Linked DNA regions of Homo sapiens: regions 1, 2 and 4 are each linked to region 3. Evidence: chromatin contacts called from ENCODE Hi-C or POLR2A ChIA-PET data. All regions are on one chromosome and are shown on one strand. The core of a region is the stretch at or near the end of the contact, and the rest is flanking DNA. Distances in the headings are between cores, read along the strand shown. Region 1 overlaps RFFL (ring finger and FYVE like domain containing E3 ubiquitin protein ligase). Region 2 overlaps RFFL (ring finger and FYVE like domain containing E3 ubiquitin protein ligase). Region 3 has its middle 20 kb from the start of SLC35G3. Region 4 holds the start of LIG3 (DNA ligase 3).

Region 1 (2,700 bases), core at 5-2,504, 170 kb before region 3:
TCCATATTTAGGGTGTGGAAAGTGAAACAGGAAACAAGAGTAGGTCTATTTCACAGCTTTATTCTCAGCCTTAATGCCAGGTAATCAACACATATTTGTTGAATTATTAACTAATGATAACAGCAATAGAGCGCTTTTTAAAAAAAAAGGACAGAAATTCATGCTTAAAATTGCACAATTGGCGAGGCACAGTGGCTCACGCCTGTAATCGCAGCACTTTGGGAGGCTGAAGCCGGCGGATCACCTGAGGTCAGGAGTTTGAGACCAGCCTGGCCAACATGGCAAAACCCCATCTGTACTACAAATAAAAAAATTAGCTGGGCGTGGTGGTGTATATGCCCATAGTCCCAGCTACTCGGGAGGCTGAGGCAGGAGTATCGCTTGAACCTGGGAGGCGGAGGTTGCGGTGAGCCAAGATTGCACACTGCACTCCACCCTGGCTGACAGAGTGAGACTCTGTCTCAAAAAAAAAAAAAAAAAGGACAGAAACTGCACAATTATGATTCCGGGATGATCAGTAAATTAAGGATTTTAAACACACATAACCACAGCAATACCTTGAACGAAAGACTGAAGAGAATTTCTTTGTCTGCTAAGATTACTTGAAAAACAAAAGAAAAGAAAAATGGTTTAAATTGTTATTACAGAAGGACAAAACCAGAAAAGGAGAGCCTGGAAGAGGAACAAGACGGTCACTTCCATCTCTTCCTAAAAAGACACAGAAGGCTTCAATGCCTTCACTGTTGTTTTGGATTGGAATGGTGCTGCAATGGGAACTGCAAATACAAATAAACATGAAAACAACAAATGCAGATGTAAAATAAAGACATGCTAGAAATCAAAGAAACCGACCTCTACCAGACACACCCAGGTCTGGGTGTACCTTTGCCTGTTCTTCCCGACTTGCACAGCCCAAGCAAGGTGGAAGGAGAAACATAACAAAATGATACAGGAACCAGAGAGCAGAGGGTCTTGGAGCATAAACTGTTAAAATAATAATATGAATAAGGGGGAAAGGAGAGAGATTTCACTTCCCACTAGCAATAAGTGAGCTCTTTTTCTTAAGCGGTAACTGTTAACAACTGAAAGACATACATAATAATCACAAGTTATAAATGTTCTCAGAAACTCCCTGGTTTCAACTATTCTATGACAAATATCTGCAGAGGGACCTCAGCATCTGCTATGAAGTTCAGGGAAAAGTAATTCTAACCAATGGAGCTGTGCCAAAATATCACCCCTGGGGTCTGACCAATTAAATGGCTGCTTCTTAGTGTGGAGTTTAGGAGAGATGACAGATTGAACACCGCAGCAGAGAAACCTACGCTTTCATTTCAACCCAGGCATTCTGCCCCAAAGGGTGAGTCAATCAGGAAACAAAGCAATTCAGAGTAAAGTCTTCTAACAACGCTGAAAACAGAATAAATGGACCTGCAGTTTAATTACAGCAGGATCCTTCTTCCATCGAAACTGATGACAAAGCTCATCAAGAATAAAGAGACTCTGATCCCCCTACTACTCTGGTGCAGGAAAGAGGATTTACCAGATAAGCTCTTCTGGACCTTCTACTGAAGAAGCTGCTTTCACAAGATATTATCACAATGACTGACTAATGGGTAACCAGGATTTTTTTTTAAATGAAGGCAGGGACTAGGTGAAGGGGTTTCTGGCACTCCAATGCACCGGGAAAAGAAGGCATTTCCAGACAGGAATTCTATCTAGGCTCAAAATTATGCAATTTACCTTTCCAAAGTGGACTGCACGAAAATTACTGCAGCCAAATGTACCATGGTATAGAATGAATTCTGGTGTTATTTAACTCCTTTAATTAAAACCTGCTACATTGAAAAGATAATTGAAAGGATTAAAATAACGCATGTCAAAGCATTTAACCCAGAGCCCAGCAAATAATGGATGTTCAACAGAAATTGGCTGTAAATAATTTAAAGAAAGTACTTTGTTAAGGTTGTTTTTGTTGTTGTTGTTGTTGTTTTAACACAGAAAGGCCCATTAAGGTTCTTAACTTTTTTATTTTACTTAGTTTTCAGACAGGGTCTCCCTCTGTTGCCCAGACTGGAGTGCAGTGGCATGGTCTCACTCACTGCAACTTCTGCCTCCTGGGCTCAAGTGATCCTCCAACCTCAGCCTTCTGATTAGCTGGGACTACAAGCGCAAGCCACCATGCCCAGCTTTTTTTTTTTTTTTTTAAATACAGAGTCTCCCTCTGTCACCCAGGCTGGAATGCAGTGGCGTGATCTTGGCTCACTGCAGCCTCTGCCTCCCAGGCTCAAGCGATTCTCATACCTCAGCCTCCCAAGTAGCTGGGATTACAGGTGCCCACCACCATGCCCGGCTAATTTTTGTATTTTTAGTAGAGACGGGGTTTCACCACGTTGGCCAGGCTGGTCTCGAACTCCTGACCTCAAGCAATCCATTCACCTTGGCCTTCCACAGTGCTGGGATTATAGGCGTGAACCACTGCACTCAGCCCATTAAGGTTCTTTAAAAAGACGTTTATCAGTTCTATTCCTCTATCTATCTGCTTTTTAAAAATTTAGGGGCCGGGCACGGTGGCTCATGCCTGTAATCCCAGAACTTTGGGAGGCCGAGGTGGGCGGATCGTGAGGTCAGGAGATCAAGACCATCCTGGCTAACACGGTGAAACCCCGTCTCTACTAAAAATACAAAAAATTAGCCGGG
Region 2 (2,700 bases), core at 97-2,596, 190 kb before region 3:
TGTCATGGAGGCTGAGATAGTCCCTCAAGTCCTTCACCTTCATCTTCATGAGCTCCTCTCGCTGAAAGGCTGTAGCTCGAAACCGTTGGCAGAGAAGGCAGAGGCGGGGCCCATTCCCTACTTGGCTCGAACAGGTCATGCAAAAATTTTTCTTACAGTCCAAGCAGGTCTGCTGCTTAGAGCAAAAGACACAGGAAACCATGTCAGATTGAGAGAACAAGACAGAGAGTGCGATGGGAGCTTCAGAGCTGCCAAGCCCAGCAGGATCTCCTCCAGTCACTCTTACTTTTACTAAGCTCTCTCATATATCTAAGGGTGCAAGCCACTTTCAGATTTTAGATTAAAAGCCACTCGGGTGGAAGACCTCCACTATGTATTGTGTATATCCATGTACAGGACACTTCACATTTATTATTTAATTTGAGGCTTACTTTATTTACTCCTGAAGCACCTGAGGTATTAATTAAGACTACCAGCATAAGAATCAAAAAGCTCTGCATTTTTATTAAGCCTCCCTCCCTTATTTCTTGCAGTATCACCTTGGGTGTGTAATTTAGCCTCTCTGGTGCTCAGTTTCCACATCTGTAAAATGGGGGTGATAACAGTATCTACCTCATGGGGTTGTTGTGAAGATTAAGAGAGAACCCATTTAGCATATCTAACACAAAATGAGTCCTCAACAAGTGTAAGCTGTTTTATTATAGCTAGGAAATATTACCTAACGGTGACAGCCAGGATTCAAATCCTAAACTGTAATTATTTCTGCATGAAGGTTATGGTGGTGGTGGTTGTTACAATTAATATTAATTTATTGAGGTGCTTCTATATGCTAGCTTGTCATTTAATTCTCAAAGCGACATTGCAAAGTAGGTATTAGTGTTCTTCCCTGATTCACAGACAAAGCAACCGAGGCTTAGGGAGATCAACTGTTGTATTCAAGGTCAGGCAATAAACAGGAGAGCGGGTATTCACACTCAAGGTCTGTTGGAGGCTAATGCCCATGATCACATTCTTTCCACCAGGCCATACTGCATAGCTCAGTTCCATTCAAGTACAGAGCAGTTCTGAGTCAAGGGCCTGGCTTCCATCTCCAAATTCCCCACCCACTGCTCCATCGACACAGGCTCCCCACTCCAGGAAGGCCCACTCAGAGTGCTGGGAACCCAGTGGTGCTTACAAGCATATCCAAGACAAATATTTAGACAGCAACGGGAGGCTGTCTGGACATCAGGGTACTCTCGTTCCTGAAAGCACAGAGTGTCTCAGTTAGGCAACAAGAGCGCCTGATGGGCAAGCTGGTACTGCCTGGCAGCAGCTAGTCTGGCAGTCGCTGACAACACAGGAAGGCTTACTCAGCCCACAGGAAGCAATCCTCGGCCTCTCACCCCACAGGCTGAGTGAGCACAGTGACATCCGGCTGAGCTCTGTTCTGGCCAAGAGCATGTCACATCCCCAACAAGAGAGGTAATTCCTGAGCACACTGGGATTGGCCTGGAGGGCACCCTCATTAATCCTTTAAAGAAGTTAAAAACTTTTCATCCTGTGTTGACTTAAGTAGTAACTTAAATATTTCTGGTCCATCTTTTCGAAATATAGAAAGATATTCAAGCTAAAAAAGAAAGCTCAAGAGACAAGATTCTCATAGTCAAGATCACAGACACTCTGGGCTGAAGTAAATGTCTGCATAGTTAAGATAGTTATATAAGTTTTGTCTAAGTATCATTCACATAGTAAAGGGAAAAGGAAATAATATTTACCACCCAGTTTTGGCTATTAAGACTTAGAAGGCATTGCAAAGGGACATATATCAAGCTCCCTAATTCTCCATACAGTTATAACCAAACAATACTGTTCAGAGATGGACTTAAAAGGATGCATGGCTGCACTAGCATTGTAACGGTTCTGGGACCAGTAGCCATGCAGGCAGAAAATGGATGTTTTCAGGTATTTGGGGTTCATTCACATCTAAAGCTTTTCTATTGGGAAATGAAGTCTGTTTAGGATGACTGAGACTGAAACAAAGAGGCTTCAATGCCATAAACCTGTGGGCCTGACATGGAATATTACTTAAGTCGATGCAGTCTGACAAGACCTAGCTTGACACAATTATAAAGCCTGCGTTGCTCAATCAGCCAGATCCAAACAACTCTCTATTCTTTCTTCAAATGTGTGTGGCTTGCTGGATGCAAGATCAGAATGCAGACAACAACCTAGCTTCTATGCACCCGCTGGCTCACAGGGAACTCTGAAATAAGCTGGCATCTGAAACACACCCTACAGGAACAGGATAGGGCTTGAGGCTAAAACCCCAGTTTGCAGTGGCAGAAGAAAACAAGAAGAAAGGAAAAAAGGGCTGTCAACAAATGCAGGCAGAATGAGCAAAGGACACACTTATGTATAAATTCTGCCGAATGGTTCAAAACAACTCAGTAACCAGGTAGCATGAAAGATGAATTAGTGGAGGCAACCAACATGCCTGCAGAAATGCCCAGGGTGTACTGAGATATCCAGCATCACAGAACTGGCCGTGGCGCCTCAGGCCGACACCACCCTTCAAGGATGCCGTGTGCAGGGTTCTGCTGGCTCCCGTTTGCCAACTGCCCTTCCCTTGCTCCTACTCCCTCCCACCCTATTCCCTGGAATATGGGAAGTATTACATGAGAGAATGTATATAAAACCTTAGCACAAAGTGGATGCTCC
Region 3 (2,700 bases), core at 153-2,652:
CATAATATCTAGGGATGGGGTGAAAATTCCTGCTGCCAGGCCAGAGGGGATGGTCAGCTCCAAGACAAGGAAGCAGTGTCCAGGTAAGAAATCTTCATTTCAATGGATCACAAACTCCTAAACTCTTAACAATTGAACAGAAGCATAGGTTTTATAATCTCTGTGCATGTGGGAAAACAGGAAAGAGCTCTTCCTCTCTCTTCTGGCTCGACAAAATAAATTCTTACGCGTATATCCCTTCCAGGAAAAAGCATTCATTTCAATGTCATCAGAACAGCACAACTTAGAGTTAAACAAGCCTTCAGGATGACAGACTTGGTAGCAGTTAGTGATTACTTTCATAGGACACAATAATATTCTCTGAAGTCTAGATGTTTTATACAGTTTTCCTTTGCTAGACATAACATTTGGAAAGACAATTTCAAGAAGCGAAATCATACCTACTTTTCTGCAGCTATAAAGGGTCGGAGAGACATTATCTACTTATCTTGCTGAGTTGGTTGTTTTCCCCACCAGATATGTAATTTTCAGAGCTAAGCACTGAAGTTTCACTAGTTATTTTGGAGAGAGCAAGTGCCAGACCCCAGAGTTCAAAACTTAGAAGATGCAAAGAAAAGGTCAGGATAGGATTATTATTATGTGGACTATAGATCTTGTGTTTCAGATCCACAGGAGTGGCATGAATATGGGTCTATGAAATGCTGATTCTATCAGATAATCTGCGGGGGGTTTTTCCTCCAATTATATGGGGGAAAAAAGCTGTGTAAGAAGAGATACATTGTCCACTACTTTCCAGATAGTTCTCAGATTTTTATAAGTTTTAAAAATCAAGTGGTACATGCACATAATATTGGAAGTGAAATAGTTTGACAGGGCTTAGTATAACACCAGCAGTCTCCTGCTCCTGCCCCCATCTTGTTCCTAGGGGCCATCACTTTGATGTTTCTTTTGGTACTTAGCTCTAAATGGTGCCATTTTGAGGTTTAACTAGATATTATCTATTTCCGGAAGATTTAGCTCAATTATACTCCCTCCCTATTTTGCTCTCCCCACATCCTGCCAAGATGATTTTATCACTGTTTTCGGTTAGAACAATATTCGATGTTCACCTTGTTATGAGCCTCTCTAGTCACAGTTGTGCTAGGTGATGTACTATGGGTGCATTTCATTTCTCATACAACTTTCTGCTTTCCTCAGGATTCATATCATCTTACTTTTTCTTTGTTTCATAACTTTTTTTTTTTGGTTAATCAAGTACATGAAGTCTACCATCAACTTTGTATCCTCAGGAGAAGGTCCCCCGAGCCTTCTGCCCTTGGATCCTGACTGGGGGCTCTCTGGGCCCACCCTCAGCTGTCATCCTGGACTCCCTGTCACATGTATCCAGAGGGCTCTTTTCCCAGGGTGGATCCTTGTTTCCTTGATGGAGCTGCTTGCAGGATATAGCATGGGAACAGGGTCAGGGCAGGGCTTGGGGGTGCCAAAGCCTCCCTGATTCACAGAAAAGTTGCATAGGGTACAGGGTTTTATAACTGTTTTGATGATTGGTACGGATTTCCTCTTTTCACAGACTAGATATTAGTCAGGGCTGCTTGTCACTCACAGATGTTTTTCTGATTTCAAAGATGATGTGTCCTTTGCCAATCCTGCGATTAACACAAGGGTAAGGAAACTCCAAGCCCCCTCTGCCCTTCAGTCTGGTTGTTCCAAACAAGTAGTCATTGAATTTTCTGCCCAGGGTCTACAAACCACCCAATACAGACAACCCCGTGTTCTGCTGACTGTGCCCAACATCTGTAGTGGCAGGTTTTCCCTCCTGGTGTCCTCGACCTCCACTGCATGAGGCAGCCTTAGCTCTTCTTCCCACATAATGAGGGCTGAGGTTTAGGTGTCTCATTTCTTATTTTTCATTTGGGGTATTGCAAAAAAGGGAACAGAGATGTCTTTGGTGTGACATCTTAAAAGTCTCCTATTACTACTATAATAAATGTAAAAATAAATGTAAAAAAAGATTCAGTAAAAATAAGTATAAAAAAAGTCCACTATTATTTAATTACCACTCTGCCAAAAAAAATTCTAGGGGAAAAAAAGTCCAGATGAAACATGTCACAATGCTAACAGTCTTTGGACAATAAATAAATCTATGTCCTTCCCTGCCCCTATTTCTAAAGATTTTTTTCCAGATTTCCCAAAATGTCAAGATTGACAGTGTATGTTAACCAATGGGAGAAAATAAAACAAACTTGAAAATTGTAAGGAGCTCTGAGTTTTTAAAACCTTTTCATTTTGAAGCAATTTAGACTTGTAGAAAAGTTATAAAAATAGTACAGTTCCAAACGCCTAGGCTTAAGCCATCCTCCTGCCTCAGCCTCCGAGGTAGCCGGGAATACAGGTATGTACCACTGTGTCCGGCGTCTCTGGACTTCTTTGATACCACTTTTATGTCTCACAGGTGCTTGATTTTCTTTTACTCTTACCATTCTAGCCATTCACTCAGTCTTCTTTGCAGGCTACTTTGCAATGTACATTTAATTTACCTCTTCCTTGATGGGGGCATTCCTCAGCCTTTGTTCTGAATGGGATGTTTTCAGAGTCTTCTACAGTATCTCTGGGTGATCTCTTCCATCCTGTTGCTCCAAGCTGATCGTGCCTGGATTTGTATCTCCATCGTAGGCCTGTTTCTTGAACTCTAGACTTATA
Region 4 (2,700 bases), core at 13-2,512, 230 kb before region 3:
ATCTCAATTCCATGCAACATTCAAGTGCTCAATAGTCACGTGTGGCTAGTGATTACAGCATTGGAAAAAGACAGATACGGTTGAGGAAACTTAAAAAAATGTAGCAAATGTAGTTGTAGAGACGTGCTCAAGATCACTCAATTATCATAGCTAGGACGTGAGTCTCCAGCGACCTTCCAATTGCCTGGTTGAACCAAAGCCCTGGTTCATTCTGCTGCGCATTAAAAGCAGGCTTTACTCCCCTCCAAACAGTAGAATCGCAGTTAAACTTAGTCAAACAAACTTAATGTATCCAATACAAAACTCATCTTTCTAACCCTAACACCTCCTCTTCCTCTCTATTTTCTATTTCAGTTGATGGTACCATTATGTTTCTGCTCACTCAAATTATTATTATTTTATCCATAAACGAGCACTTTATCTAGAAGATCATTTAAATTCTAAATGATCTTCAAAAACGCACTTTACTCTCCACCCTAACTAGCTGAATCATCTCCCACATGGGTCACTATGAGAGCCTTCTGATTTGTTCCCTTGCCTCAGTCTCTCCCCACCCAGCTTCAGCAGTATTCCCTAAGACTCTTCATGGCTCTCCGTCCTCTACAGAGTAAAGACGACACTCTTCATCACACAGCACAGAATTCTCTCGGGAACCTGTTCTTTGCTTACCTAACAAGGCCCAGTTGTTTGCTCTTCCTAGACTCTGAAGAGGTCACTTACCCTCAGGCTGCTACATTTGTAAAAATCGCCATCCCAACTCTCAAAGAGCTGGCTTCAGATTTGAGATAATACACTTTGAATGATATACAATCAAGGAGTTTCTCCTCCATCACTCCTTTACATTTTATATCTATCTGCTGTTTAGTGCCTCGTCTCAATTCCATGAAAGCTACTGAATACAAACTATTTACTAGGGAGTCTGCGGGACACAAACAGAGGGATTATATTTAAAAAATAGATTGACGCGATCTTTGCCTTCCCCGACCTCATTACAATATAGTTTCTCCACCAATATCTTTAAAAACAGATCCTCTCTAACAGTATGAGAAAATCAAGGGGAGCCTCGGAAGTTCAGGCCAGGCTGCGTTCCGAGGAGCCGCCACGTCCCCCCACCTCCGCTTCCCGGGCCGCGATTGCAGGTTGAAAACTACTCCCAAACATCACAGGGCAGGCAGAATGCAACTACGACCCACGTGGCAGACGGGGGCGGGGACCGGTCGCGTGGCCGCGGCCTTGGCTCTTGCGCCTGCGCGCTGCCTCCCGCTCTAGGACCCGGATTTAAAGAGACAGGCGCTCCAACCGTCGTGGGCTGCCCGCGGCCTGTAATGAGCAAGTTCCGAGGCCTACGGTGAGCGCCGGAGCCGGAGAGGCAGGTGAGGGGCTACGCGGCGCGGCACGGCGCGGCGGGGCCCGGCGTGGGGAAGGCAGCGGGCCCGGGGCGAGGAGCTCGGCGCGGCCGGGGAGCCAGCCCCCCGGCTCCTCCCCCGCCCGCCTGCGGAGCCCCGGGGCACACCCTCCGTGACGTGGCGGCCCTCCCGGGAGCCCAGGGGGAGGCTCGCGGCTCCCCGGGACCCCCACGGGGCCGCGTGAGGCGGGGAGGCCGGCGCCCGGGCTGTGTTCCCTGTGGAACCCACGGGGCCTTCTCGTACCCTGGCCCGGCGTGCGTCCTCCTGCGCTGAACCGGGAGCGCTCGGGTGGGACTCAGGGAGCCTTGATCACTTCCCGCCTGCGTCCCGGACCCGGTGGAGGAGCGCTCCTTTCTGCCTCGCCGGGGGTCGCGGCCTACGCCGCCGACCCCACTGTCCCCGCCACTCTCCGACAGCGGCGCGGGAAGCCCTTCGAGAAAAGCGGCGGCGGCCAGGCCTCAGCGATTTCCTTCTCGGGCCCCTGGGCTGCGGCAGTTGTGAGGGTGCGGAACGAGGGACAGACGGGTTTCCTCAAAGCTGCATTGTGCCTCCTCGTGGCCCAGCGCCTCCCGAGCCTCCCTCAAGTCCACTCCTTTCATTATTGGGGCCCTAGAGGTTGCTCTGTAAATTGATCTTCTAGGAAAAGTGTTGAAACTCACTTGTTCTGACCTCCTTTTATGGGTCTGCCGTACTTCCACTTACCTCACCTCTGTGGTTCTTAAACTTTGGGAGTTATATAGCCCTTTGTGAATATCACGAAAGTGATAGACCTCCTCCAAAAAACCGTGCATTTTTATCGAATGTACATTTTGTATACATTTTTAGAGAGCTCAGAACAGCCTCCCTCCCCCACAACCAGCGCATTCATGGATTCCTTGTAATTTTCCCAACTACCCTGTGAGGTAGGTATTATTTACCCTGCTTTAGAAATAAGAAAACAGATGCAGATAAATTAAGAGTTTTCTCCGAGGTAACAGTCAGTAAACTGTACAGTCAGACTTGCACTCCCATCCCTTATTCCAGGTCCACCAGCTTTCCTTCACATCATGTTGCACTACAGTAAGCAAAGCCTGCTTTTTATTATAACGTGACAGCAATTTTGCTTCACAGCGTGTGCAGACTGAACATAATTCCAGTATACTTAAAACTAGGACTATAAAATGCTTTAGAAAACATGAATATAAGAAGATGCTGATATAATCTTTTTCCATTTGGATTGATTTATGAGTTCCTGTGAGTCTTGCTGCCCAGTGACTTCAGCATTCTCTGATTCAAGTTGCTGAATGATAAACAG

Evidence for each region. Hi-C counts contacts between places; a loop is a spot of excess contacts on that map. ChIA-PET counts read pairs that join two places held with the same protein, here RNA polymerase II (POLR2A). Pooled maps may share reads with other maps.
Region 1: a pooled map shows a loop between it and region 3 (2.7-fold over the local background). The contact joins two enhancer-like sites. A Hi-C loop is called at or near these places in 5 of 50 pooled maps. POLR2A ChIA-PET finds 5 or more read pairs at or near these places in 6 of 52 experiments (CD4-positive, alpha-beta memory T cell, OCI-LY7, T-cell and 3 more).
Region 2: POLR2A ChIA-PET joins it to region 3 with 10 read pairs in CD4-positive, alpha-beta memory T cell. The contact joins two enhancer-like sites. POLR2A ChIA-PET finds 5 or more read pairs at or near these places in 3 of 52 experiments (CD4-positive, alpha-beta memory T cell, activated CD4-positive, alpha-beta memory T cell and activated naive CD4-positive, alpha-beta T cell).
Region 4: a pooled map shows a loop between it and region 3 (5-fold over the local background). The contact joins the promoter of LIG3 here to the enhancer-like site in region 3. A Hi-C loop is called at or near these places in 5 of 50 pooled maps. POLR2A ChIA-PET finds 5 or more read pairs at or near these places in 2 of 52 experiments (CD8-positive, alpha-beta memory T cell and Panc1).

Annotation. Positions count from the first base shown.
Region 1 is chr17:35,045,562-35,048,261 of GRCh38, forward strand. The region is part of intron 1 of RFFL (ring finger and FYVE like domain containing E3 ubiquitin protein ligase); the gene reads right to left. All of the region lies in intron 5 of RAD51L3-RFFL (RAD51L3-RFFL readthrough), which reads right to left. Among named protein-coding and RNA genes, the nearest start is that of RFFL, 17 kb to the right of the region's middle. RefSeq lists enhancers at 1,013-1,062, 1,123-1,222, 1,363-1,492. Within about 2 kb of position 1,255, at least 11 of the 41 ENCODE cell types and tissues checked have a DNase peak (open chromatin) inside an H3K27ac peak, as active enhancers do.
Region 2 is chr17:35,021,610-35,024,309 of GRCh38, forward strand. It overlaps RFFL (ring finger and FYVE like domain containing E3 ubiquitin protein ligase), which reads right to left. Exons shown (of 7, transcript NM_001017368.2): 3 at 1-172. All of the region lies in intron 5 of RAD51L3-RFFL (RAD51L3-RFFL readthrough), which reads right to left. Among named protein-coding and RNA genes, the nearest start is that of RFFL, 41 kb to the right of the region's middle. Within about 2 kb of position 1,347, at least 32 of the 41 ENCODE cell types and tissues checked have a DNase peak (open chromatin) inside an H3K27ac peak, as active enhancers do.
Region 3 is chr17:35,213,374-35,216,073 of GRCh38, forward strand. No RefSeq gene overlaps it. Among named protein-coding and RNA genes, the nearest start is that of SLC35G3, 20 kb to the left of the region's middle. Within about 2 kb of position 1,403, at least 3 of the 41 ENCODE cell types and tissues checked have a DNase peak (open chromatin) inside an H3K27ac peak, as active enhancers do.
Region 4 is chr17:34,979,250-34,981,949 of GRCh38, forward strand. It overlaps LIG3 (DNA ligase 3), which reads left to right and starts at 1,263. Exons shown (of 20, transcript NM_013975.4): 1 at 1,263-1,373. RefSeq lists a silencer at 1,288-1,717.